2 separate regions of the Homo sapiens genome follow, and region 2 is linked to region 1. The links are chromatin loops, found by intact Hi-C in ENCODE. Cell type or tissue: heart right ventricle. All regions are shown on one strand. Links, peaks and the distances in the headings refer to the core of each region. The heading gives the core; the rest is flanking DNA.

The links. Hi-C counts contacts between places; a loop is a spot of excess contacts. Peaks named below come from ENCODE experiments on the same cell type or tissue, not always from the same donor. Only the 100,000 strongest peaks of a DNase experiment are listed, where the experiment ranks them.
Region 2: it touches region 1 in a loop (3-fold over the local background); 32 of 110 quality-filtered maps call a loop at or near these places.

Annotation. Positions count from the first base shown.
Region 1 is chr9:124,028,832-124,041,569 of GRCh38, reverse strand. LHX2 (LIM homeobox 2) reads right to left here. Exons shown (of 5, transcript NM_004789.4): 5 at 8,269-9,150. The coding sequence ends at 8,863. It overlaps LOC107987037 (a long non-coding RNA gene), which reads right to left and starts at 5,922. Exons shown (of 3, transcript XR_001746580.2): 1 at 5,579-5,922. RefSeq lists enhancers at 1-128, 129-663, 10,753-11,540 and silencers at 207-266, 307-516. In heart right ventricle, for the core only: no CTCF peak of the experiment used is centred there; no DNase peak of the experiment used is centred there; H3K27me3 peaks cover 6,783 bases.
Region 2 is chr9:123,718,530-123,731,267 of GRCh38, reverse strand. All of the region lies in intron 5 of DENND1A (DENN domain containing 1A), which reads left to right. Among named protein-coding and RNA genes, the nearest start is that of DENND1A, 210 kb to the left of the region's middle. RefSeq lists a silencer at 5,484-5,778. In heart right ventricle, for the core only: a CTCF peak has its summit at 6,663 (motif pointing left); no DNase peak of the experiment used is centred there.

The DNA of each region.
Region 1 (12,738 bases), core at 1,674-9,673:
TGGGAGTGGGGGGCCCGCAGGGAGAGTGAGCCCTGGGGGCACCCAGGATGGCGGTCTGGAGCTGCACAACCCTCACCCCTTCCATACCGGAGGACCCTCTCAGGCTTGAGCCCAACACCCCTGCCCAGAAGCCCGAGGAATGAGGCTAAGGGAGAAGAGGACCCTGGGGGACCCACCGCGTGCCAATGCCTGTGCCGTGAGCTGCCATCTGCCTAATGCAGTACGCGGCACACGTGAGGGCTCAAAAGCGTCACTCCCAGTTTTGGAGCCCAGGAAAGCGTCCGGAGCCCGAAACAGCTCTCCGGAGTCCCCGACACCCCTCCCTGAGGGGAATTTCCTCCGCGAAGACCCCACCCAGCCTGCTGAGGAAGTGAGAGACCCGGGGCGATGCCGCGGTGCCCCGCCAGGGGGCGCCCTCGTCCGGCCCCTGCGGCGGCTCTGCAGCCCCAGACCCGGCGTCCCAGCTCCGATGGCCGCGGTGCCCGGGCCGGCTCCCCCGGGACCGTGCCTCGGTCCGGGCTGGGGGCGCCCCCGCAGGATGTCTGCTCTGCCCACCTCGCCGGATCCGACCTCGGCTCCGGCTTCCGCCCCCCTCTCCCCAGTCCCCAGGGACCTCCTCTTACAGCTCCAGGCCCGCGGCCACCCCCATGCCCGGAACCGCCCCAAGCCCACCCCCACCCCAAGCTCTGAAAACCACTGCGGCCGTCCCAGAGTGGGAGCCCTCCCTCTCCTCTTTTCAAGGGGCAAGCACGCTAGAGGTGCCTGAATGGAAAGACGGAGCTGAATAAATAGCAACAGCTCCCAGGAACTGAGCACTGCGATGAGCCAGGCACTCTGCTAAACGCTATGGCTGCGTGAGTTACACCATTCAACGTTCACGAAACCCTAAGAAGTAGGTGTCATCACTACCCCCGTTATACAGACGACAAATCCTGGAAGCTCAGAGAGGTTCAGTACTTTGCCCAGGATCCCACAGCAGTAAGCGGCAGGACAGAATCCAGCACCGAACCCCTAAGGACTAGACTCTCAACCATAGTGAACGCTTATGCTAACATTTACCCTCTCCAGGACTTAGGAACTATTTAGGAGGGACTCATCCGGGCCAGGAGTAATATGAAGATGGAGAGGCTGAGTCATGGAGCTTACACTAGCAGGAAAGAGAGAGTATAACATACTTTCAAAACAAGAACCCACAGATTCATACTGAACCGGGCAGTCACAGGCCAGCCCCACGTGGCCCTGTTGGCGTTGGGGTAGGGATGCGGGGAGAACAGACAACTACAGTTGGTTTATTCCCTCTTCCTCCACCTAGCCAGATGTCCCATTACCTGGTGGCTTTAGGAGCCCCCTCACATCCACCCCTGCCCCCTCCAGCCCTGCATGGTGAGAAGGGTGGAAGTGACAGCAGAGAAGGTTCCAGAGAGGAGGGGACATTTGAGCAGGAGTTTTTGAGAAGACCCTCAGGCAGAGAGCCCACCCAGTGTGCAAAGCACTGGTGAGTTTGGTGCACCTGGCTGGCTTTAAGCCCAAAGATGGGTAGGTAGGTCCCAAGTCCTGCACCAGAGAAGTGGGCAGGGACTAACTTGTGACCAAGCCTCAAATGCCAGCTTGAGGACACTCTTACTCAGGATAGCTGGGAAATTCAAAGAAGAGAAGCACTGGGTAAGTGTCCCAGGTCCCTTTCATGCCTCCTCCTTCTGACTGGGAGCCCCTTGAGGGGAAAGACCAGGCCAGCACTTGGATGTCTCAAAGCCATCAAAAACTCAGCAAATCTAAACCACAAATCCCCGAGCATCTTCCCCCTTCCTCTTCCTGATGACTTTCCTCATTGCAGTGAAGGGCCACAGCATCCACCTGGTTATGATCCTGATCCCTCCTGGCTCTCCCTCCCCCCATAGCTGGTCCATTCCCTCTGCCTCCACCTAGCCAGATGTCCCATTACCTGGCAGCTTTAAGAGGCCCCTCACATCCACCCCCTGCCTCCTCCTCCCCTGCCTTCATTTCTAGCTTCCTGGTGCTCTTGGAATTGAGGCCCAGACATGCTGCCTGGAAAGCCCCTGGCTGTGTCCTCAGCCCCACCTCCCACCACCTTGGCCCTTGCTCTGAGAGCTCCGGCCACACTGGCCACCTTTTAGTGCTGTGGACCTCTGAGCCTCAGGGCCTTTGCACATTCTATTACTCCTTTCTCCCCTCCTCCCACTTGCGAGTTAATTTCCATACACTTAGCTGGTCTCTTACTGATGATTTTCTCCAAGAAGCTCTCCTTTTCCTTGCCCGTGTATACACTCTCATGGTCTCACATAGGCCTCATCACAAACATCAGTAAGTACTTTTGAGGTTGTTTGGCATTTGTCTCCCTTGGTAGATTCTGAGCTCCATGAAGACAGGGACCATCATATTCGCTCATGACCCCACTGCCCAGCAGAGGGCCTGGCACTCACTAAGTGTCCCTCAGCCAGACAACCCCCTCTCTGCTGCATCCCGGCTAGGTGCCCACATGTAAGCCCCTTCCCCTCTTTGAGCTTACCCTGATCATCCCTAAGATGAAGGATGTGCCTGTCCGAATCCCTGAGGGACTTTTAAAAAATGCACAGGTCATTGTCATCAATCATCATCATCAAGTTGGAACCAGGGAGTGGGTGGAGTATAGAGGTTACAAGAGTGAGTGGATGTTGGCCAGGCACGGTGGCTTACGCCTGTAATCCCAGGACTTTGGGAGGCTGAGGTGGGCGGATCACAAGGTCAGGAGTTTGAGACCAGCCTGGCCAACACAGTGAAACCCTGTCTCTACTAAAAATACAAAAAAAAAATAGCCAGGCATGGTGGCAGGCACCTGTAACCCCAGCTACTCGGGAGGCTGAGGCAGGAAAATCGCTTGAACCCGGGAGGCAGAGCTTGCAGTGAGCCAAGATCGCACCACTGCACTCCAGCCTGGGTGACAGAGCTAGACTAAGTCTCAAAAAAAAAAAGACTGAGTGAATGTTGATAACTGGAAGCTGAGCAGGGAGTACATGGAGGTTCATTGTACCCTTCTGTTTACTTTGTATATGTTTGAAATTTTCCATGATAACAAGTTTTTTATAAGACACACCAGCCTGGGCTCCTCCCCAGGAAGTGGTGGCGAGCCAGTAGGGGAATGTGGAAACGCCGCTGGAGTGGTTCTGACGAGCAGCTCCGGCCAGAGGCTCTTCTAGGCTGCTTCCAGCTCCAAAGAATTAGCAGTGATTCTCTTTCTCCTGTCCACATGGGTGCTGTTCACTAGCGGAAAAATACCACACCCTGAGCATGTGCTTCTGCCCTCTCCCCAAGTCCCTCCCCCCTACTCAAACACTTCTAGGTCAATTGCCTGCTCTTCCAACTCAGAAAGTACCCCCAACCACCAGTCTGTATTGGCAGCCTCTTCTGGACTCCTTGCCTTCTTGAATGCCTAGTCCCAGCTGCCTTCGCACCTGGTCTGCATCTGCCAGCCCCTAGCAAGGATCGCAATTTCCTAGGTACCCCTAGCCACCATGCCTGGCGCCAGGGACGAATTGACTCATGCTGGCTGAATTCAATTGAATTGCCATGGAAATGTCTCTGTGGCCCCTGAACTGTGTGATCCTGGGCAAGTGGCTTCTCCTTGGCTTCCTTCTGTGTGAAACGAAGTGCTCATCCCTGCCTCCTAGAGGCAAGGATTCAATGAGATAATAACTGTAAGAACGCATCACCAGTTGCAGAGTGTTACACAGGACTTTCACCACTTGCAGAATGAGACTCTCCCACCTTGGGCTCCCATAATTCCCAGGCTTCCTTCCTGCTGGACAGTAGCTGGCTATTGTACCTGTCTCCCAGAGAGGCTGGGAGCCAGAGGGAAGGGCTGTTGGCCAAATCATCTCCACATCACCAGTCTCGGGTGCCCAGCACTGGGTTGAGGAGAGAGGGAGGGACAAAGAGTAAAAAGGAAGGTATAAAGGGCCTGCTGGCAGGCTGGGTGCAGTGGCTCAAGCCTGTGATCCCAACATTTTGGGAGGCCGAGGCAGGCAGATCACTTGAGGTCAGGAGTTTGAGACCAGCCCAGCCAAAATGGTGGAACTGCATCTCTACTAAAAATACAGAAATTAGCCAGGTGTGGTGGTACACGCCTGTAATCCCAGCTACTGGGGAGGCTGAGACAGGAGAATTACTTGAACCTGGGAGGAGGAGGTTGCAGTGAGCCGAGGTCACACCACACAGAGTCCCCAGGAGCCAAAGAGCCCACAATGTCCCTCCCTGGGGCAGCGGCTGGCAGGTGTAGCCTGGAGTTGTCCATCCTTGCCAGCAGGTCATGCAGCCCACAGCAACAAACACTGCTCTCCAGGAAGCCAGTGCTGCCACGTGGGACTCCAGCATAACTACAAGGAGGAGAGGGGTCCTGTCACCCAAGGAAGAGCAGGGGAGTCCTGCTGCACCTCCAGGCCCCTGGCCTCATCACGTTCCCCAGCCTTAGATAAGGCCCCCTGTGAGCTGAGTTTCACCAGCCTCTCCAGGACATCCCCACCCGGGAAACTGCCCTCCACTCATGAGCCTGCGGCACATCCTCTTGCCTGTGACCTGGGCTGCTCCTCAGTCAGGAATCCTCCCTGGCTCCCTTCTCCATCTGATCACCTTCTGTTCATTCAAGAGCCCAACCCAACCCATCTCCTCTTTCAACTTTGAGACAATTCCTCACACCATCACTGTGGCCCCCTGGGAGTTAGTCACACCATGAATAAAGCAGGTACATAGACTTTCACTGAATCCCCACAGCACCCTGCAAGTGAACACCATTGGTCCCATTTTACAGATTATGAGACTGAGATTCAGAGTGGCTTAGTATCTTGCCAAAACTTTCAGAGCAGAGAAGAGTGCGAAGGTCTCTTCCCTGTGCTCCAGACCTGCCCACCTTGGAGGAAGGGAGACTTGGCAGGGTGGGGTAGGGCTAGGGTGGAGACCCCAGCCCCTGAAGACCACCTAATGCCAGGCCTGGGTGTGGGTCTCAAGAACAAGGTGTCTCTCCATATTCATAGAGGGTTGGGTGGCCCCCGATCCCCACTGCAGTCAGCATGCGGGGAGGTTTGGATAGGTCCCCAGAGCTGCAGGTGGCTGTGGCGATGGTACTGTCTCCCTCCCTCCCATCATGGTGGACAGAGCTGGCCTACCAGCCTCAGCACCTGCCTCCCCTCACCTGCTGTCACTCAGTCTGAATTGCCGCTGATTTACCTGTCTGGCTTTTATTTATTTATTTTTTTTGAGACCTACTCTTGCTCTGTCACCAGGCCGGAGTGCAGTGGCGCGATCTCGGCTGACTGCAACCTCTGCCTCCTGGGTTCAAGCGATTCTCCTGCCTCAGCCTCCCGAGTAGCTGAGACTACAGGCACATGTCACCACGCCCAGCTAATTTTTGTATTTTTAGTAGAGATGGGGTTTCACCATGTTGGCCAGGATGGTCTCTATCTCTTGACCTCGTGATCCACCCACCTCGGCCTCCCAAAGCGCTGGGATTACAGGCGTGAGCCACCGTGCTCCGCCTCTGTCTGGCTTTTGAGCTCACCTCTCCCTCTCCCTCAGTGTCTCTCCTTACCAGCCTCACAGGAGCCATCTCTGTTTCTTCTGCTGTCTCTCAGTCTTGGTCTCTCTCAGCCTCTGAGTCTGTCCCAGGGTCTCCCTTTACCAAGTCTTCCTTCTCAATCTCAATCTTTCTGTGTCTCACCATCTCTCCCGTGTCTCTGTCTCCATCCCTGTGGGTCTCTGCCTCATCACTCTCTGTGTTGCTGTTTTATTCCCTTCCTCTCTCTCCCTGTCTACTGCCTTTCTGCCTCTCTCTCTGCCTATGTCTCTCTCTCTCTCTCTCTCTGCCTCTGTATCTCTGTCTCTGTCCCTGTCTCTGTTCCTATCTTCCCAAGTCTGTGTGTGTCTTAGTCTCTGAGCCTGGGGAGAGCAACGCCCCATCCAAGGTGTCCCCACCCCTGGCCCAACAGCAGCCCTGGCTCCTCAACGTGCTCTTATGCAGGGGTGGGGGACCCCCGGGCATCATTCCAGGGCCCTCTCCAACTGGGTGCCAGTGCTGACAGACAAGATAGGAATCAGACTCAGCTTTGTTGGTGCCTGAGCAAGGGGCACAGCGGGCTACGCGGGGGCGTCTGGGTGCCTGTGAGCATCTGCATGTGTGCACACCCGGGTTTATGAGCGGGTCTCCCTGTGTGGGGTGGTCTGGGTGTCTGTCTAGGTGGATTGATGAGCATCTGGGCCTGTTTACGTCTGTCTGCGAGCATCTGTGTGTGTGTGTGACGTTGTGTGGTGCTGTCTGGGTGTGAGGACCTTAGCCTGTGGGTCTATCTATCCATGAATGCCTCAAGAACGTGCATGCGTGCATGTGTGTCTGTGGGCACCCGTATGAGTTGCTGGGGGTAACTGGCGTCATGGTGTCTGTCTGTCTGCAGTCCAGGCCCTCTGATTGCATTCCCTCACAGAGTCATCAATGGGAGACAGATTCCATGACCCCATTGGGCAGGTAGAAAAGTTGAGGTTCTTAACCCTCTTGCTTGCGTGGGTAACTATGAACATGTGTCTGCTTGAGGGTAAGAGCCTTGGATCTGAGGGCATAGACCTGGCTCAAAGCTTGGCTCTTCCATCACTAGCTGTAAGTAGGCTAATCTTGCTAAGCCTCCTGAATTCATTCAGCAAAAAATGTATCGATCAAAAACAGATTTTTTTAAATAGGAGCTATCTTGGGAGGGATTGAAGGAAGGGGCCTTAAGGGAGACTTCTGGGTGCTGAAAGTGTCCTATACCTTGATTTGAGTGGTAGTTAAATGGGTGTGTTCATTTGAAAGACATTAATCAGGCTGTTTATTACAGACTTGTGTACACTGTATATGTAATATAAAAGTTTACAAAAATTTTATTGGGCTCCTACTGTTTGCCAGACATTATAGCAATAACAATAGTGTTTTTTTGTTTGTTTGTGTGTGTGTGTGTGTGTGTGCGCGCGCGCGCACGCAATGTGCTTGGGGTTTTCAAAAAACATTTCAGAAAGTGAGTGAGTCTGGGCTTGAAGCACACTCAGCCCGTTCCTGCCCCACTCACTCCCTCCACCCTATCCCAACAATGATGGCAGAGGGAGGAGGAGAGAGAGACCCCAGTCCTGGGCTGGATGGTTCCTCTGCCCACTCTTGCCTGGCTATTTCCTCCTCCAGGTGGCCATGATTTTCCATCTGGATGATCAAGTTGGTGGGCCATTGCAGGGGCATTTGGGTTGGTAACTGCTGACATCCAATGAAACTGGTAGCAGAGTACTCCGAAGCAGGGCTCAGAGTGAGAAATGAGGGGTGTCAGAAGTCTGGGGGACAGACACCACACCTGCTTGGTGCATTCAGCAATGCCAGAGGGTGCCTGGATACACACATTCCTGCTCTCCACCCACAGAGTCCTCACATCACCTGTCTGTCATTCACTACAATGCATCGAGCCCTACTCTGTGTCAGGCCTTCTGCTGGGCTCTTCAACACATCTTACCTTTTGCCCCCACTACAACTGCCATGCAAGGGCCATTCATTATCTTCAGCTCATAGCTGAGGAAACTGACGCCCAATGAAGTGAAATGACTTCCTTCAGCTCACCCTGCTCAACAGTAGGAATTCCAACTTCATTCTGCCTGGCTCCAACCCTCCCTCCTCTCTGGGTGTGTCTTTTCTCTGGGTTTCTGAGGTTCCCTGAAACTTTAGGAAAGGAACAGAATTCATTTGCTTTTGCCCTCTCTAGCGATCTTGAAATTTTGTGTCATTAGGAAAACTGGAGCTTAAGCTGCCCTTTGTTAACTGCGTTCACTCCTCGTAGGGAAAAGCTGCAGGTTTTTCAGGAGGCCTCCCTCATCGCCTGACATGCCTTCTTTCCAGCCCAGCCAGGAGCAGAAAAGGGCCTCTGACCTCTGCATCACAAGCATCTGGCAGGGTGTGCTCATTAAATATTTGAAAGAATGAATGAATGAATAATGAATGAATGAATGAATGGGATGTTGCATATCCTCCACTTGAGCACATATCACACCCTGTTAAGATATCTTTTGTCTGTCCCGTGTCACCATTCTGATTCCTTGAGAGCAGGAATTGGATCTTTGTCTCGGCATCTCTGTAATCCGTCCAAAGCCTGGCACAAGACAGGAGCCCCAGGAATATCTGATGAATATGTGAAGACCTAGAATTGATCTCTGGGCCTCAGTAAAACTCTTAGGTCCTGTCAATTTCACACCCAACCAAATGGCAGCAGCCCCAAGTAGTTTCAATAAGTGGTTTTATTACTGGTTAGATTTTACAAATTCTGATATTCGAACAGACTTCCACCTTAAAATTCTAAAACAACAAAGCGACCGTTGGAGGGGGTTTGATTTTTCCTTTTTTTTTTTTCTTTTTTTCTTTTTAGGACTATTCAAAGTAACAAACTTTTTTTGTTGTTTTTTTTGTTTTTTACATTTTTGCTCTGGTCATAAATATACAGAGAAAAAGAGGGAGAGAAAAATGAACAAGTCATCCAAAGTATGGAGATAAAACAGTATTCCTAAGGCACGTGGCAGTCTTTGAAAATACAGAAGCTCTAGCCAACTTAAATTATTTGTTGTTTTTCCTCGCTCAGTCCACAAAACTGTACAGTGACACAAATGTTGTGTTGCAGGTAGATCTTCCAAGTTGTTCCTCGGTCCACACCGCTGCATTAGCCGGGCGCACACTTCTTTTTTTTACCTCTGTTTCCAGGCGAGATCCTAAAATGTGGTTAGTTAGTTGCTCAAAGCCTCTATTTTAAAATACACTTGGAATTCAACTAAAGATAATTTCTTTTTTAAAGAAATTGTGGGGTGAGGGGTTGCGAGTCATTAGAAAAGGTTGGTAAGAGTCGTTTGTGAGGGGCTGTGAGGCTCATGGCCCTCCAGGTTGCCAGGCACAGAAGTTAAGACGGACGTCACAGTTGGCAGGGTGGGGCTAGTCAAGTCTGTCAGGGTGGTGGGCGTGCTGGAGGGGCTGAGCGAGGCGTTGGAGAGCTCCGAGGCCGGGCCCGATGGCGTCCCTGTCTGCAGCGCCGCGTCTGTCGACTTGTCCACGCCCGTGTTTTCCTGCCGTAAGAGGTTGCGCCTGAACTTGGCTCGGGCGTTCTGGAACCAGACCTGCGGGGGACGACAGGGAAGGGCTGGTGAGCGGAAGGCAGGCAGAGCATCCCCCCGACTGCTTCACTCAGAGCTCTGCTGCCTCTGGGGACGCTGATCTGTGTTTTGCCAAGAGGATCCAAAAAGTCAGGTTGGCAATATTTTGCTTTTTTGGTTTTTTTGTTTTTGTTTTTGTTTGCAGACAGGGTCTGGCTTGGTCCCCCAGGCTGAAGTGCAGTGACACAATCTCGACTCACTGCAGCTTCTAACTCCTGGGATCAAGCGATCCTCCCGCCTCAGCCTCCTGGGTAGCTGGGGCTATAGATAGGTGAGCACCACCGGCCCCGCTAACTTTTTAAGTTATTTTTTGTAGAGACGGGGTCTTGCAATGTTGACCAGGCTGGTCTCAAACTCCAGGCTTCAAGTGATCCCTCCTGCCTCAGCCTCCTAAAGCGTTGGGATTACAGATGTGAGCCACTGCACCTGGCCAATATTTTGCTCTTAATAAAATAAAACAAAAATTTCACTCTATCTAATGGGCTACGGCTGGGCTTCTCTTTCTGATAGGTGGTTCCAGAGCTGAGCTGTACTCCCGAATATCACAGCCACGAGCCACGTATGGCTGCTGAGCACTTAAAATGGCATTAGCCCAAATTCAACCAGTCTGCAGGTGAAAACACACAACCTATCTGAAGGCTGAATATGAAAAAAAAAGCAGGTAGAATATCTCAATAATTTTTATATTGATTACATGTCGAAATGATTAATAGTTTGGCTATACTGAGTTAAGCAAAATACATTATTAAAATTAATTTTACTTTTACTTGTCTCTCTTCATTTCTTCAAGGAGGCTACTAGGACATTTAAAACTTAAAATTAAATGTGTGCCTCATGTTGCATTTCTATCAGACACACCAAACACACACACCAGACAAATCTTGATCCTTTTCCTAATGGTTCTTTGAGACATTCCTTTTTTTTTTTTCTTTTTCCTTTTTTGGCAGTTGCCTTTCAGCAGACAATAAACCCCACAAGTTCTTGTTGGTAAAATGTTTTAAATGTTTTGTGGTCAGTAAGTCTGGGAATGCGATAAAGAACACATGAGAATCAGGCAATAATAATGAGTTACTAAGAGGAAGTGAAAGACACGGAACCTATCCCCATCATCGGTTGGGGGAGCCACCAGGTACCCTGGGCCACTGGGTGTCAGGTCTCAGGGTGGAGGTGGGTGGAGGTAGGCAGCGTGGGAACGGCAGCCAAATTAAAGTGAGGCCAGGGAAGTTGAAACCCGCAGAGTCTCTCTCCCGACCTGCTGCATCCCGTATCGACTTATGAGGGACGTGCGGCGGGGCGCAGAGCTGGGGCTGAGCTCTGTCTGAAAAGAATGTCAGTGAGAGAACATGGGTTTACTTTCATTTTTCCTTGGGCACAGACACACACGCGTCCACTCCCATATCTTTGCACACACGCCTGTAAGCATTCAGGAAGACACACAGAAATTCATCTAAGGACGGGCACAGTGGCTCAAGCCCGTAATCCCAGCACTTTGGGAGGCCGAGGCAGGTGGATCACTTGAGGTCAGCAGTTCGAGACCAGCCTGTCCAACATGGTGAAACCCCATCTCTACTAAAAATATAAAAAATTAGCTGGGTGTGATGGTGCGCTCCTGTAACCTCAGCTACTCGGGAGGCTGAGACAGAAGAACTGCTTGAACCCGGGAGGCGGAGGATACAGTGAGCCAAGATCCCACCACTGCACTCCAGCCTGGGCCACAGAGCAAGACTCCATCTCAAAAAAAAAAAAAAAAAAAAAAGAAAAGAAAAATGAAATTCATCTACACAGCCAGCACCTAAGTACCACCACCCATCTAACAGCACAAACACAGGGACCCGCTGTACCCAGAGGTCCACGAAGTACTTTGGGAGGGGCTTAGGAAATCCAGGCCACTCTGGGGGGGTTGAACCTTCCAAGGAAAAAGTCCTGAAAGGCAGGGCCCCTTCACTTCCCTTTGCGTGAGGAAAACACCCGCCAGAAGCCTCCCCATAAAACAAAGGGCCTCAGGGCACTCTGCAGATTCTGGGGTGTCCAGTTGCGCATTTCCAGATGTCCTGCATCTGCCTGTCTTCCCAGTGTCTCTGGCAGGAGAGGGAGGGCTGACTCCTGGCCCCACGCACCCCTTGGGACCACCCCGGCTGCAGGGGCCTGTGGCCTCAAACCCCCGTTTCTGGTGGCGTAACACAATTTGGGCTCAATTAAAAGCAAATCCACAAGAATCTTGGAGTAAAGTGGGAGATCCAGACCCTGTGAAGTGGAGAAACCAAGCTCCCTCCTCAGTGCTGGATCTTCCCAGGAAGAAGGCACATTTTCCCTGGCTCTCCGCCCAAAGAAAGCCCATCACCCCTTCTGGGGGCTGGCAAATAAGTACAGTGCTTCTCAGACCACCCTTGACATGCTTTCCCTGGGGTGGGGGGGTCCTTCCCTTTCCCGGCCAGCAGAAATCTGTAGGGGAGAGACTGTGTCCTGGTGGCCTAAAGAAAATGGATGGGGAAGCCCCCAGAGGCCCTCAGAGAGAGGAAGTGACTTCCCCAAAGTCATGCAGATTGGGGTGGAGAAGGCCGGAGCCTTGGTGCCGCTGCCTTGCCACTGTCCTGGCCTGTGTGCGTGTGACCCCTGAGCAGCCTGTGCTCTGTGCGTCTGACTCTCAGAGCAGTAGCTGGAGCGGGGAGCCTGGGTCGAGGGTTTGAGGGTGCTTTGCCGGGTGCTCATTTGCTCATCCATCCGGGGCTCCAAGACCTCGGGCAGGGCTGGACCCGGTTAGTTGCCGGCTGTTTGCTATTTCTCAGGCTGTTGCCCCTAACAGTGGGCTTGTAAACAATGACACCATCGTCCACAACTACCTTCTCTGCTTTCCAGAGCTGAGGCACTGGGAATCTGGTAGATGAAAATTCAACAACTTCATTAAAAGCCCGGCTGCTCTGGGGTTGTGTGGGGTTTGTTCTTCATGTTGTCAGGGCTTCACTAGAATTCTCTCCCAGGTATTTCAAAAAGTCCACTCCTGAGAGTTTGATGGGAGCAGGGACCCTTTCTATGCTATCTTCATGTCCCCCGGTGCATGGCAGAGACTGGCAGAGATTAAGAATCAGTAATATGTATTCATAGGAATGGCTGACATGTATGTACCTTTTACTATGTGCCAGGCTCCATGCCACCCTCCAGCATGCACTGCCACAGGTTATTCCCATGAAAAGCCAAGTAGGTGGATTCGACTATTATTATTCCCATTTTATAGATTTATTTATTGACTATTATTATTATTATTATTATTTTTTGAGACAGAGTCTTGCTCTGTCACCCAGGCTGGAGTGCAGTGGCACGATCTCAGCTCATTTCAACCTCTGCCTCCCAGGTTCAAGTGATTCTCTCCTGCCTCAATCTCCTGAGTGGCTGGGATTACAGGCACCCGCCACCATGCCTGGCTAATTTTTTTGTATTTTTAGTACAGACGGAGTTTCACCATGTTGGCCAGGCTGGTCTTGAACTCCTGACCTCAGGTGATCCGCCCACCTTGGCCTCCCAAAGTTCTGGGATTATAGGCATGAGCCACCGTGC
Region 2 (12,738 bases), core at 2,814-10,813, 310 kb after region 1:
ATTTTTTTTTAAATTATACTTTAAGTTCTGGGATACATGTGCAGAACGTGCAGGTTTGTTACATAGGTATACACGTGCCATGGTGGTTTGCTGCACCCATCAACCCGTCATCTACATTAGGTATTTCTCCTAATGCTATTCCTCCCCTAGCTCCCCACCCCCACAACAGACCCCGGTGTGTGATGTTCCCCTCCGTGTCCATGTGTTCTCACTGTTCAACCCCCACTTATGAGTGAAAACATGCAGTGTTTGGTTTTCTGTTTGTGTGTTAGTTTGCCGAGAATGATGGTTTCCAGCTTCATCCATGTCGCTGCAAAGAACATGAACTCATCTTTTTTTTATGGCTGCATAGTATTCCATGGTGTTTATGTGCCACATTTTCTTTATCCAGTCTATCATTCATGGGCATTTGGGTTGGTTCCAAGTCTTTGCTGTTGTGAGCAGTGCCGCAATAAATATATGTGTGCATGTGTCTTTATAGTAGAATGATTTATAATCCTTTGGGTATATAACCAGTAATGGGATTGCTGGGTCAAATGGTATTTCTGGTTCTAGATCCTTGAGGAATCGCCACACTGTCTTCCACAATGGTTGAACTCATTTACACTCCCACCAACAGAGTAAAAGCGTTCCTACTTCTACACATCCTCTCCTGCATCTGTTGTTTCCTGACTTTTTAATGATTGCCATTCTAACTGGGGTGAGATGGTATCTCATTGTCGTTTTGATTTGCATTTCTCTGATGGCCAGTGATGTTGAGCTTTTTTTCATATGTTTGTTGGCTGTATAAATGTCTTCTTTTGAAAAGTGTCTGTTCATATCCTTTGCCCTCTTTTTGATGGGGTTGTTTGTTTTTTTTCTTGTAAATTTAAGTTCTCTATATATTCTGGATATTAGCCCTTTGTCAGATGGATAGATTGCAAAAATTTTCTCCCATTCTGTAGGTTGCCTGTTCACTCTGATGATAGTCTCTTTTGCTGTGCAGAAGCTCTTTAGTTTAATTAGATCCCATTTGCCAATTTTGGCTTTTGTTGCCATTGCTTTTGTTGTTTTAGTCATGAAGTCTTTGCCCATGCCTATGTCCTGAATGGTATTGTCTAGACTTTATTCTAGGATTTTTGTGGTTTTAGGTCTTACATTTAAGTCTTTAATCCATCTCGAGTTAATTTTTGTTTAAGGTGTAAGGAAGGGGTCCAGTTTTAGTTTCCTCATATGGCTAGCCAGTTTTCACAACACCATTTATTAAATAGGGAATCCTTTTCCCATTGCTTGTTTTTCTCAGGTTTTTCAAAGATCAGTTGGTTGTAGATGTGTGGCATGATTTCTAAGGCCTCTGTTCTGTTCCCTTGGTCTATATATCTGTTTTGGTATCAGTACCATGCTGTTTTGGTTACTGCAGCCTTATAGTATAGTTTGAAGTCAGGTAGTGCGATCCCTCCAGCTTTGTTCTTTTTGCTTAGGATTGTCTTGGCTATGCAGGCTCTTTTTTGGTTCCATGTGAAATTTAAAGTAGTTTTTTCTAATTCTGTGAAAAAAGTCAGTGGTAGCTTGATAGGGATAGCATTAAATCTATACATTACTCTGGGCAGTATGGCTATTTTCATGATACTGATTCTTCTATCCATGAGGATGGAATGTTCTTCCATTTGTTTGTGTCCTCTCTTATTTCCTTGAGCAGTGGTTTGTAGTTCTCCTTGAAGAGGTCCTTCACATCCCTTGTAAGTTGTATTCCTAGGTATTTTATTCTCTTTGTAGCAATTGTGAATGGGAGTTCACTCATGATTTGGCTCTCTGTTTGTCCATTATTGGTATATAGGAATGCTTGTTTTTGCATGTGGATTTTGTATCCTGAGACTTTGCTGAAGTTGCTTATCAGCTTAAGGAGATTTTGAGCTGAGACGATGTGATTTTCTAAATATACAATCATGTCATCTGCAAACAGAGATAATTTGATTTCCTCTCTTCCTATTTGAATGCCCTTTATTTCTTTCTTTTGCCTGATTGCCCTGGCCGGAACTTCCAATACTGTGTTGAATAGGAGTGGTGAGGGGGGCATCATTGTCCTTGTGCTGGTTTTCAAAGGGAATGCTTCCAGTTTTTGCCCATTCAGCATGATAGTGGCTGTGGGTTTGTAATAGCTCTTATTATTTTGAGATACATTCCATCAATATCTAGTTTATTGAGTGTTTTTAGCATGTAGGGGGGTTGAATTTGTTGAAGGCCTTTTCTGCATCTGTTAAGATAATCATGTGGATTTTGTCATTGGTTCTGTTTATGTGATGGATTACGTTTATTGATTTGTGTATGTTGAACCAGCCTTGCATCCCAGGGATGAAGCTGACTTGATCGTGGTGGATAAGCTTTTTAATGTGCTGCTGGATTTGGTTTGCCAGTATTTTATTGAGGATTTTCGCATCGATGTTCATCAGCGATATTGGCCTGAAATTTCCTTTTTTTGTTGTGTCTCTGCCAGGTTTTGGTATCAGGATTATGCTGATGTAGCATCTATGTATCTATCAATACTATACTGTCTTAATCGTGGCATCATAGTAATTCTTCAAATCAGATAGCATTAATCTTCCAGCTGTGTTTTTCATTTTTAAAATAGTCTTAGCTATTCTAGTTTCTTTGCTTTTCCACATAAATTTTGCTCTTCTAGTTTCTTGACCTTTAATAGCTATAGAAAATCCCACTGTGATTTGGTTTGACATTGGATTGAATGTATAAAATGACTTGGGTAAAGATGACTGATGCCTGTTTTTTTTTTTTTTTTTTTTTTTTTTTTTTTGGGAGACAGAGTTTTGCAATTGTTGCCCAGGCAGGAGTGCAATGGCACGATCTCGGCTCACTGTAACCTCTGCCTCCTGGGTTCAAGCAGTTCTCCTGCCTCAGCCTCCTGAGTAGCTGGGATTACAGGCATGTGCCACCACGCCTGGCTAATTTTGTATTTTTAGTAGAGACAGGGTTTCTCCATGTTGGTCAGACTAGTCTCTCACTCCTGACCTCAGGTTGTCTGCCCGCCTTGGCCTCCCAAAGTGCTGGGATTACAGGTGTGAGCCACTGCGCCCAGCTGCAAAGATAACCTTTTTACAATATTTGGGTCTTTCAGTCCATGAACATAGTACATCTCTCCATCTACTTAGGGATTCTTTTTTTTTTTTTGAGACAGAGTCTCACTCTGTTGCCCAGGCTGGAGTGCAGTGGTGCGATCTTGGCTCACTGCAAGCTCCGCCTTCTGGGTTCATGCCATTCTCCTGCCTCAGCCTCCCGAGTAACTGGGACTACAGGAGCCTGCCACAATGCCTGGCTAATATTTTGTATTTTTAGTAGAGATGGGGTTTCACTGTGTTAGCCAGGATGGTCTCGATCTCCTGACCTCATGATCTGCCTGCCTCAGCCTCCCAAAGTGCTGGGATTACAGGCATGAGCCACCACGCCTGGCCTATTTAGGGATTCTTTGATTTCTTTCTTTGGTGTTTTGTGGTTTTTGGCATACAGTTCCTACACCTGTATTGTTAGATTTATACCTAAATATTTATTCCCTTTTTTTTTTCTTTCCCTTATTGGTGCTAATATGAATGGTACAGCTAATAATTAAATACTAAGTTTTTATTACTTTCATTCTTGGCTTTCTGAAGGTGTTTTCCTATCATTTAAGGTCTTTAGCAAGTAAAAGATTGTTTCTTGATGTTTGTCCTTTGAGTCATCATCTGTTTATGATTTCACAGCCCTTGCACCATTTTGTAATTATGATGTCAAAGCAAGTAGCTTCAAAGGATACATCTGGAGGATCGGAAAAGTGCTGTTCTCTGGATAGGTGGGTTAGATTTGAGACAGAATCCATGTTTCTTTCCTTGAGTGTCATAGGTGTTTTAGAATTTCTTTTGTTTTGCCTATGAGAATATCATTTAATTTCTTTTACTTCAGAAAATCTAGTTTGAAGTATGGATATTAACTTTTAGCTTGATATAAATGAGGCTCTGTAGTAGGCATTCCAGGAAAAGTGGATGTTTTCTGGCTCTTTTCTCTTAGATGACTAAACAAGAAAACATTTTCTGGGAAAAGAAGAGCAGCTGGTACTCTCATTATATTTCCTTCAGTGGTTCTGTACCATCTCCTGTTCATGTTTTATTGTTGTATACCTTACACACTAGCCAAGTAGAGAGAAGGTATTGTGTTGAATACTTTAATGCTGATCATCCCGTTTAGATCTTGTGACAACTGGGTAAATTACACGTGACAACACTGAGCTTCAGAGTCACCTGACCAAGGTTCTATGACTGCCTGGAGGACATGACTTGAACATAAGCCCTCTACCACAGAGTCCCTGGCCTTTCCCACTCAGCCCCATGACAATAAAATTGGAGAAGACTCTTAGAAGGCAAACTTTTTGGGAGGATAGGATACCTTTGCAAGTCTGCTGAAAGCTCCAGGAACTGTCTCCAAAAAAATGTTTATGTGGGTTTCCTTAAAAAGTTCTATAGACATTATAGGTTTTCACAGAACCCCTTCTGTGGTCTCTGGATCATAGGCTAAAAATCCATATTTAAGATCTTTTCTTCACTTGCTGTTTTTTTCACCATTATTAAGAATTACCCAAGTACTGTATACCTCTTCTATGATACCAGGGAGCAAATTTCACACTACCTATTGTGGGTGCTTGTGTGTGAGCAACTGGTAAAAGCCAGAGGCTCCTCCCTCTATTCTCTTCATTCATTTTTTAATGCTCTGTGCTGTGTACTGGGGATTCAGCTGTGAATAAAGCACTATCCCTGTCCTCAAGGACTTCATGGTCTGGTGCATTTCGGAAATGGTCATTTTTGGAATGGCTAAAGTATGTTCGTGTGATAGGGAGAGGCAGCATGGAGTGTGGTGGAAGAATCTGGATTCATAGTCAGGCTTGGATTCAATGTGAGACACGTTATTATTGAATTATCTGAGGGGCTTTTGTGTCAAGGGAATAATGATGCTAATGCCTACCTTACATCCTTTACAAATGAGAGCTTTTCTTCGTAAAAATGACTTCTTCTGAAAATGAAATACATGTAAAGTCCTGAGAAGAACACTTGTTGCAGACTAGGCCATTAATAAAGGTTGCCCATTATTAAAAATTAACACATTTTATTCAACAAATATTTGAGAGGGAAATCAATGCTGTGAGTCAGGTCCCATTAATAGAGATGGATGTATAAAGTCGTATCATAGTGCAACACAAACTTTGATATTTAAGGTCTGCATTCACTAATGCCCAGTAAGATTTTACTAAAAACTGGTTTAAGTCGTGAGTAGAAATTATATTAGGTTGTGCAGTTTTTCTTACTTACTAAAAGCTGAACGTGTTTTTCTTTTGTTGTTTGTTGTTTACCTGTTAGAATTTAGTTTATAAGGGGCCACGTAGGTATTTCCTCAGGAAGATATCTTCCTCAAGATTTCCATGGCATAATTTGTGACAGAATTAAGTTATGCCACCTTTGAAGTCGGTCACAGCCCGAAAGCACAAGAAGTTGTTTACAAAGGAACCCATCGATTCTCCTTCTTTCTCTGGAAGCATCCGAGCAGTGAGGCCCGTACAGTCTGTTTGGCACAGTGACTGCTCTCAGCTGGCCAGGGGCCCTCCTGCTGCTGGGCAGAGGATGCGCCAGAGCTTTGCTTGCAGCTAAGCAAAGCCTGCCTGCAGTTCTGCTCGTGGTTAACTGCGGCCTTGCAACTGTGTACCACAGCCTACTGGTTTAGTTGCAATCTCTTTTCCTTAATATTTTCCATCTGGCCAACAATGACCTATAAAGACAGACACAAAACAGGGTTTGAATTATAGGGAGTGTGATGCTGAAATGTTTCCAAATCACACTCTAGAACCTGTAGTCCCGGGCAGCTGCCTTTGCATGCGGGACAGAAGGAAACTTTTCTCAAGTTGGTTTGCAAAGCACTGAGTCACATCAAAGACCTGAGCCATTCAGCTTTTAAGTGTTTTAAAAGGCTTCATAAATTCCTTCTCTGTCACTGAATTTTAGCATTTAACTCACAGTTCTGCTACTGATATTGAACATTTTTGAGAAAAATATAATGAGGGTCACAAGAGTGTTTCATATCCAACTTCTAAATTTTTAGCTTTATCTAAAGCTTTAACAATTAGTGAAGCTTGGGCATAATTGGTGTCATTGTGCTCTGAATGGCGTTACAATTGCAGAGATGTTTTACTATAAATTTAGAACTCATTGAAACAGATTTCAAAAATGAGTAAGAGTTGCTTTTGAATTTCTCTTGCTAAGAATTTTCCTGAAGATGCATTTGTTAATGGTTTTGAGCCAGATTGAAATGGTATGCAATAAAGTCATCTCATATTTTTGTATCATTAGAAGCCAATTTAGAATATTTGTCAAAATTAGAATGGAAGTTCAGATTTGGAAAATTTTTTTATCAGCTATCAAAGCACTTGGGGATGATTTGTGTTTTTTACAGCTTGAATCGTTTGAGAATTGCTATTCTTCTTAGTCTTTATTTTCAGAATATCTCTTAGTCTAAGAAAGGCGAGTTGCTTCTCCCTTTTTGGAAGATGACCTGTGCTCAGAGAGGTTATGGTTTGGCTTCTGTGGCACAGCCTTGAAGAGAAAGCTGGGGAGGCCTGGCCAGACATTTTGATGCTCAGACCTCAAGTCCATGCTGCCACCTCCTGTCTGCATCCTAGCTTTCATTTTAAATCAACCAAGCTTTTCTTCAGAAGTCTGCTCAATGACTTTTTTTTTTTTTTTAATTTTATGCTTCTCTGTCCTGTCTTTTATTTCTCTCTTCTCCTCCCCTCTCCTTCCCCTCACTCCAGGTGGTTAACTCTTTGTGCCAAAGTTGAAGTCAGATTTGGCCTGGAGCCAACATTGAGAATTCAGTGTGTCTATTTTTCAGTACCTCTAAAGGTTGAGATTCATGCTGAAGTCTCATTAGGAAATTTAGGTATGTGTGGTTTTAGAAGCTGATTAGATGCTCCACAGATTTGATCTCCTGGATGCTCCCTCCCTTCAGCCTCCCTCAACGAGTTGTGCTTCTTTTCTATTGTGGCTCTCAATTTCCAAGTCTGGGGTTAGGATGAGAAATGCAGGTTAATTAGAGCAACCCAGTTGACTCTAAGAATGGGAGTGAGCACCAAGCATTATGACTACAAAGGTTAGACTAGTTCAGTGTCTTTGAGAAGGGAAGGGAAGAAGGGAGGGAAATTTGGATGTTCTTCTTTAACAAGCTGAGCAGCAAATAAAGATCACACTAGAATATGGTGGGTGTTAGGTATCACCTATTCATTCCTTCAATAAATATTGGTTTAGTCAACATCTACTGCATTATACTATGAACCAAGCAATGTAGTTGACACTGGAGTCAGAGAGATGACATGTCCTTGCAGGAGAGATGGTCAGACTAAAAACCTTGATGTGATAAGGGTATAAAAGCATGAAGCCCTGAGGGAGGTGTATTAGTCTGTTTTCATACTGCTGATAAAGATATACCTGAGACTGGGAAGTAAAAGAGGTTTAATGGATTTACAGTTCTGCGTGGCTGGGGAGGCCTCACAATCATGGCGGAAGGCAAGGGGGAGCAAATCACATCTTACATGGATGGCAGCAAGCAAATAGAGCTGGTGCAGGGAAACTCCCATTTTTAAGGCCATCAGATTTCATGAGACTTATTCATTGTCACGAGAACAGCATGGGAAAGACCACCCCCATGAATAAGTTACCTCCCACAGGGTTGCTCCCATGACACATGGGAACTGTGGGAGTTACAGTTAAAGATGAGATTTGGGTGGGAATGCAGCCAAACCATATCATTCCACCCCAGCCCCTCCCAAATCTCATGTATTCACATTTCAAAACTAATCATGCCTTCCCAACAGTCCCCCAAAGTCTTAACTGATTTCATCATTAACTCGAAAGTCCACAGTCCAAAGTCTCATGTGAGACAAGGCAAGTCCCTTCTGCCTATGAACCTGTAAAATCAAAAGCAAGTTAGTTACTTCCTGGATACACTGGGGGTACAGAAATTGGGTAAATACAGCCATTCTGAATGGGAGAAATTGGCCAAAACAGAGGGGCTGTAGGCCCCATGCAAGTCTACAATCCAGCAGGGCAGTCAAATCCTAAAGTTCCAAAATTATCTCCATTGACTCCGTGTCTCACATCCAGGTCATGCTGATGCAAGAGGTGGGTTCCCATGGTCTTGGGCAGCTCTGCCCCTGTGGCTTTGCAGGGTACAGCCACCCTCCTGGCTGCTTTCATGGGCTGGTATTGAGTATCTTCAGCTTTTTCTAGGCACACAGTGCAAGCTGTCAGTGGATCTGCCATTCTGGGGTCTGGAGGATGGTGGCCCTTTTCTCACAGCTCCACTAGGCAGTGCCTCAGTAGGGACTCTGTGTGGGAGCTCCAACCCACATTTCCCTTCTGCACTGCCCTAGCAGAAGTTCTCCATGAGGGCCCCCACTCCTGCAGCAAACTTCTGCCTGGGCATCCAGGTATTTCCATACATACTCTGAAATCTAGGCAGAGGTTTCCAAACCTCAATTCTTGACTTCTCTGCACCTGCAGGCTTAATACCATGTGGAAGCTGCCAAGGCTTGGGGCTTCCACCCTATGAAGCAACAGCCTGAGCTGTACTTTGGACCCTTGTAGTCACAGCTGGAGTGACTGGGACACAGGTCACCAAGTCCCTAGACTGCACCCAGTAGAGGGACCCAGGGCTCAGCCCATGAAACCATTTTTTCCTCCTAAACCTCCGGGCCTGTGATGGAAGGAGCTGTCGCAAAGGTCTCTGACATGCCTTGGAGACATTTTCCCCATTGTCTTGGTGATTAACGTTCAGCTCCTCGTTTATGCAAATTTCTGCAGCTGGCTTGAATTTCTCCTCAGCAAAATGGGATTTTCTTTTCTATTGTATTGTCAGGCTGCAAATTTTTCAAACTTTTATGTTTTATTTCCCTTTTAAAACTGAATGCCTTTAACAGCACCCAAGTCACCTCTTGAATGCTTTGCTGCTTAGAAATTTCTTCTGCCGGATACCCTAAATCATCTTTCTCAAGTACAAAGTTCCACAAATCTCTAAAGCAGGAGCAAAATGCTGCCAGTCTCTTTGCTAAAACATAACAAGAGTCACTTTTGCTCCAGTTCCCAGCAGGTTCCTCATCTCCTTTTGAGACCACCTCATCCTGGACCTTATTGTTCATATCATGATCAGCATTTTTGTCAAAGCCATTCAACAAGTCTCTAGGAAGTTCCAAACTTTTCCACATTTTCCTGTCTTCTTCTGAGCCCTCCAAACTGTTCCAGTCTCTGCCTGTTACCCAGTTCCAAAGTCACTTCCACATTTTTGGGTATCTTTTCAGCAATGCCCCACTCTACTGGTACCAATTTACTGTATTAGTCTGTTTTCACACTGCTGATAAAGACATACCCAAGAATGGGAAGAAAAAGAGGTTTAATGGACTTACAGTTCCATATGGCTGGGGAGGCCTCACAATCATGGTGGAAGGCAAGAAGGAGTAAGTCATGTCTTACATGGATGGAAGCAGGTAAAGACAGCTGGTACAGGGAAACTCCCATTTTTATAGCCATTAGATCTCATGAGACTGATTCATTATCATCAGAACAGCATGGGAAAGACCTGCCCCCATGATTTGATCACCTCCCACAGGGTTGCTCCCACGACATATGGGAATTGTGGGAGTTAAAATTAAAAATGAGATTTGGGTGGGGACACAGCCAAACCATATCATGAGGTAGCTCACTTTTGTTGGTGGAGATGGGAAATGGGATGAAACCTGAAGAGCAACTAAGAATGTTACCCAGGTGGATGGGGAGGTGGGACAGGAATGGGAGAGAAGGCAGAGCATGATAGGCAGGTTGGACAGCACGGGCAGAGGCCCAGGACCAAGGGAGCACAGTGCTTCTGCAGAGTGGTGGAGCATTCAGTATGCCTGGAGCAGAGGAGAATGGCAGGAAATGAGGCTGGAAGGACCAGAGAGCAAGGACCTCACAGGTCATGTGGTGGCTTTTGGACTTGATCCTGAAGTCAGTGAAGAATGACTTGGAGAATCTTAAGTAAAGGGATGACATAATCAGATTTGTGTGTTAGAAAATCATTTTGGCTCTAGCATAGAGGAACCACTTACAGGTGAAGTGAGAAGTTGTGGGGATCTGCATTGGGGCAGAGAGGGAGGGGAAGAGTGGGTGTGGAGAGTAAGTGAGCAAGCAGGTGAGCTTGCACTCTAAGGCTGAAGACAGTTCTGGGTCAGACACTTGGAGTATCATTTATAATCTGAAAGTTCTGCTTTTCATACCTAATTCCCTAGCATTCTGCTTTTTAAATGATCATGGGATGTTTGATAAATGAATGCATGAATGCCATTTCTTTTAGGTAAAGACTGGTTTACTCTTCTAATTCCATTTTGCCTAAACTAGCCTTGAGTTGTTTGTGTTCCCCAAGTGTTTACTCCCAGCAAGATGGAGGCAGCCCACGCATGCTGGATGGCAGCAGGAAGTCAATCTTGGATTTCAGAAATTGCCATAGATAAGAATCAGCTGCAAATAATCATGGCCCAACCCATAAGAGACAGTGTTGGCAATGATAAAGTTAACTCTGCTAAGATTAGTCTGAAAAGAGTTTGCATGTATTTTGAATAGCCCTGATAGAAGGGTGAACATGTGTCTGTACCAGTTGCTGGGCCTAGTAAAGAGATTGTATTTTGGTGAATGAAAGGATCAGAGGGGCAAATCTCCTGATCCTTTGCTAGGCTGAGCTGGGTCCTCCACTTTGATTACATTTGAAGTCGCAGGCCTATTAATGAGAACACTTTAACTGGTCTCGGACCAATCTTTCTTCCTCTTCTCTTTACCTTTGTTCATTTGGGGCCCCCCTTTTGCCCCCCAGCATGCACAGACCCTCCTCCATTAAAGAATAAGAGCATTTTCCCTCGGAGCCCTGGCTGAGGCAGCTGCCTCTTCTGTCATCCCTCACTCCCGCTGCCCTGTTGTTATCTTCAAGACTTAGCTGGTGGTTGCCAATCTGTTACACCTGCTCTCAGGGGCCCTCCCTGTTTGAATACGTGGTGATGTTGAGCTACATTCAGATGTAGAAGGTTCACTCTTGAAAGAAAAGCTCATGTATTTAATTGCTTATTGTGGCATGGAGGGAACTGGGTAATTGAGTATATTTTCCATTTTCAGTATGGAAATTAAATCAAAGCAAGCCTTTATGATTTGTGGTCGGTACTTAGGCAGCATGGCATGGTGAAAGGAGAGCAGGCTTTGAAGCCACAGACTTGAGTTCAAGTATTGCTATCTTCATTTGCTACAGGTTGAGCATCCCTTATCTGAAAATTCAAAATCCGAAATGTTCTAGAGTTGGAAACTTTTTGAGGGACATGACTCCACAAGTGGGAAATTCCACACCTGACATTATGTGATGGGTTGCCATCAAAATTTAGTCAAAACTTTGTTTCTTGCACAAAATGATTAAAAAATATTCTATAGAAGTACCTTCAGGCTATGTGTTATGAGGTGTATATGAAACATAAATGAATTTGATGTTTAGACTTGGGTCCCATCCTCAGGATTATCTTGCTCTATATATGCAAATACTTCAAAATTAAAAAAAAAAAATCTGAAAACCTTTAACACTTCTGGTCCCAGGCATTTCAGATAAGACAACTCAGTCTGCGATTTAACTGAGCCTGGTATTCACTCTCTTTAAAACGAGGATTAATAATAGCAGCAGAGTCTCAGTCGTTGCAAGGATGATGATTAAACAAGATAATAGATGTCTAAGTGCCAGCTCTGTGTGTGATACCTAGAGAGCACTCCCAGGCGGACAGTTCAGTTCTCTTCGTGATTGTCATCCACGGCAGTGGCAGCCATAATGCAATGGGGAGAGGATAGTCTCAGGTGTCAGAACAGGGTTTGAATCCTGGCTCAGCTGCACATTAGCAGTGTTTGTGATACTGAGCAAGGTACCTCTGAGCCTTAGCTTATCAAATGGGAGTCGTAATTCCTACCTTACAGGGCTACGAAAACTTGGGATAACGTTAACCACTGTGTTAGTCTATTTTCACACTGCCTATAAGGACATACCTGAGACTGGGTAATTTTTAAAGAAAAAGAGGTTTAATGGACTCACAGTTCCTCATGCCTGGGGAGGCCTCACAATCATGGTGGAAGGTCAAAGGCACTTCTTACATGGCGGCAGGCAAGAGAGAGAATGAGAACCAAGCAAAAGGGGTTTCCCCTTATAAAACTGTCAGATCTCGTGAGACTTATTCACTACCACGAGAACAGTATGGGGGAAACTGCCCCTGTGATTCAGTTATCTCCCACCGGGTCCATCCCACAACATGTGGGAATTATGGGAGCTACATTTCAAAATGAGATTTGGGTGAGGACACAGCCAAACCATATTACCACTTGTACAGAGCTTAGCAAGTTGTGGACACTCTGGGTGTAGTCCTTTGTTACTGTTGTCTGGGCTTGCCTTTGAAAAGAACATTGTCCCAACAGAGTCTGTAGTTCCAATGGCAGTTCAGTTTGAGTCCCAAATTTTGATGAGTCTTAATGTTCCTGCAGCCAAGAGAGTCCAGAAGAGAATCGTTCCAGTGTTCTTCTGGACCTGGATCTCATATGAGTAACAAAATGCAAGCATACAATCCTCACTGTGAATCTACAGGAGGCTGTTGTTTCAACTGACTTAAGAAATTTCACTGAGTATGGAAAG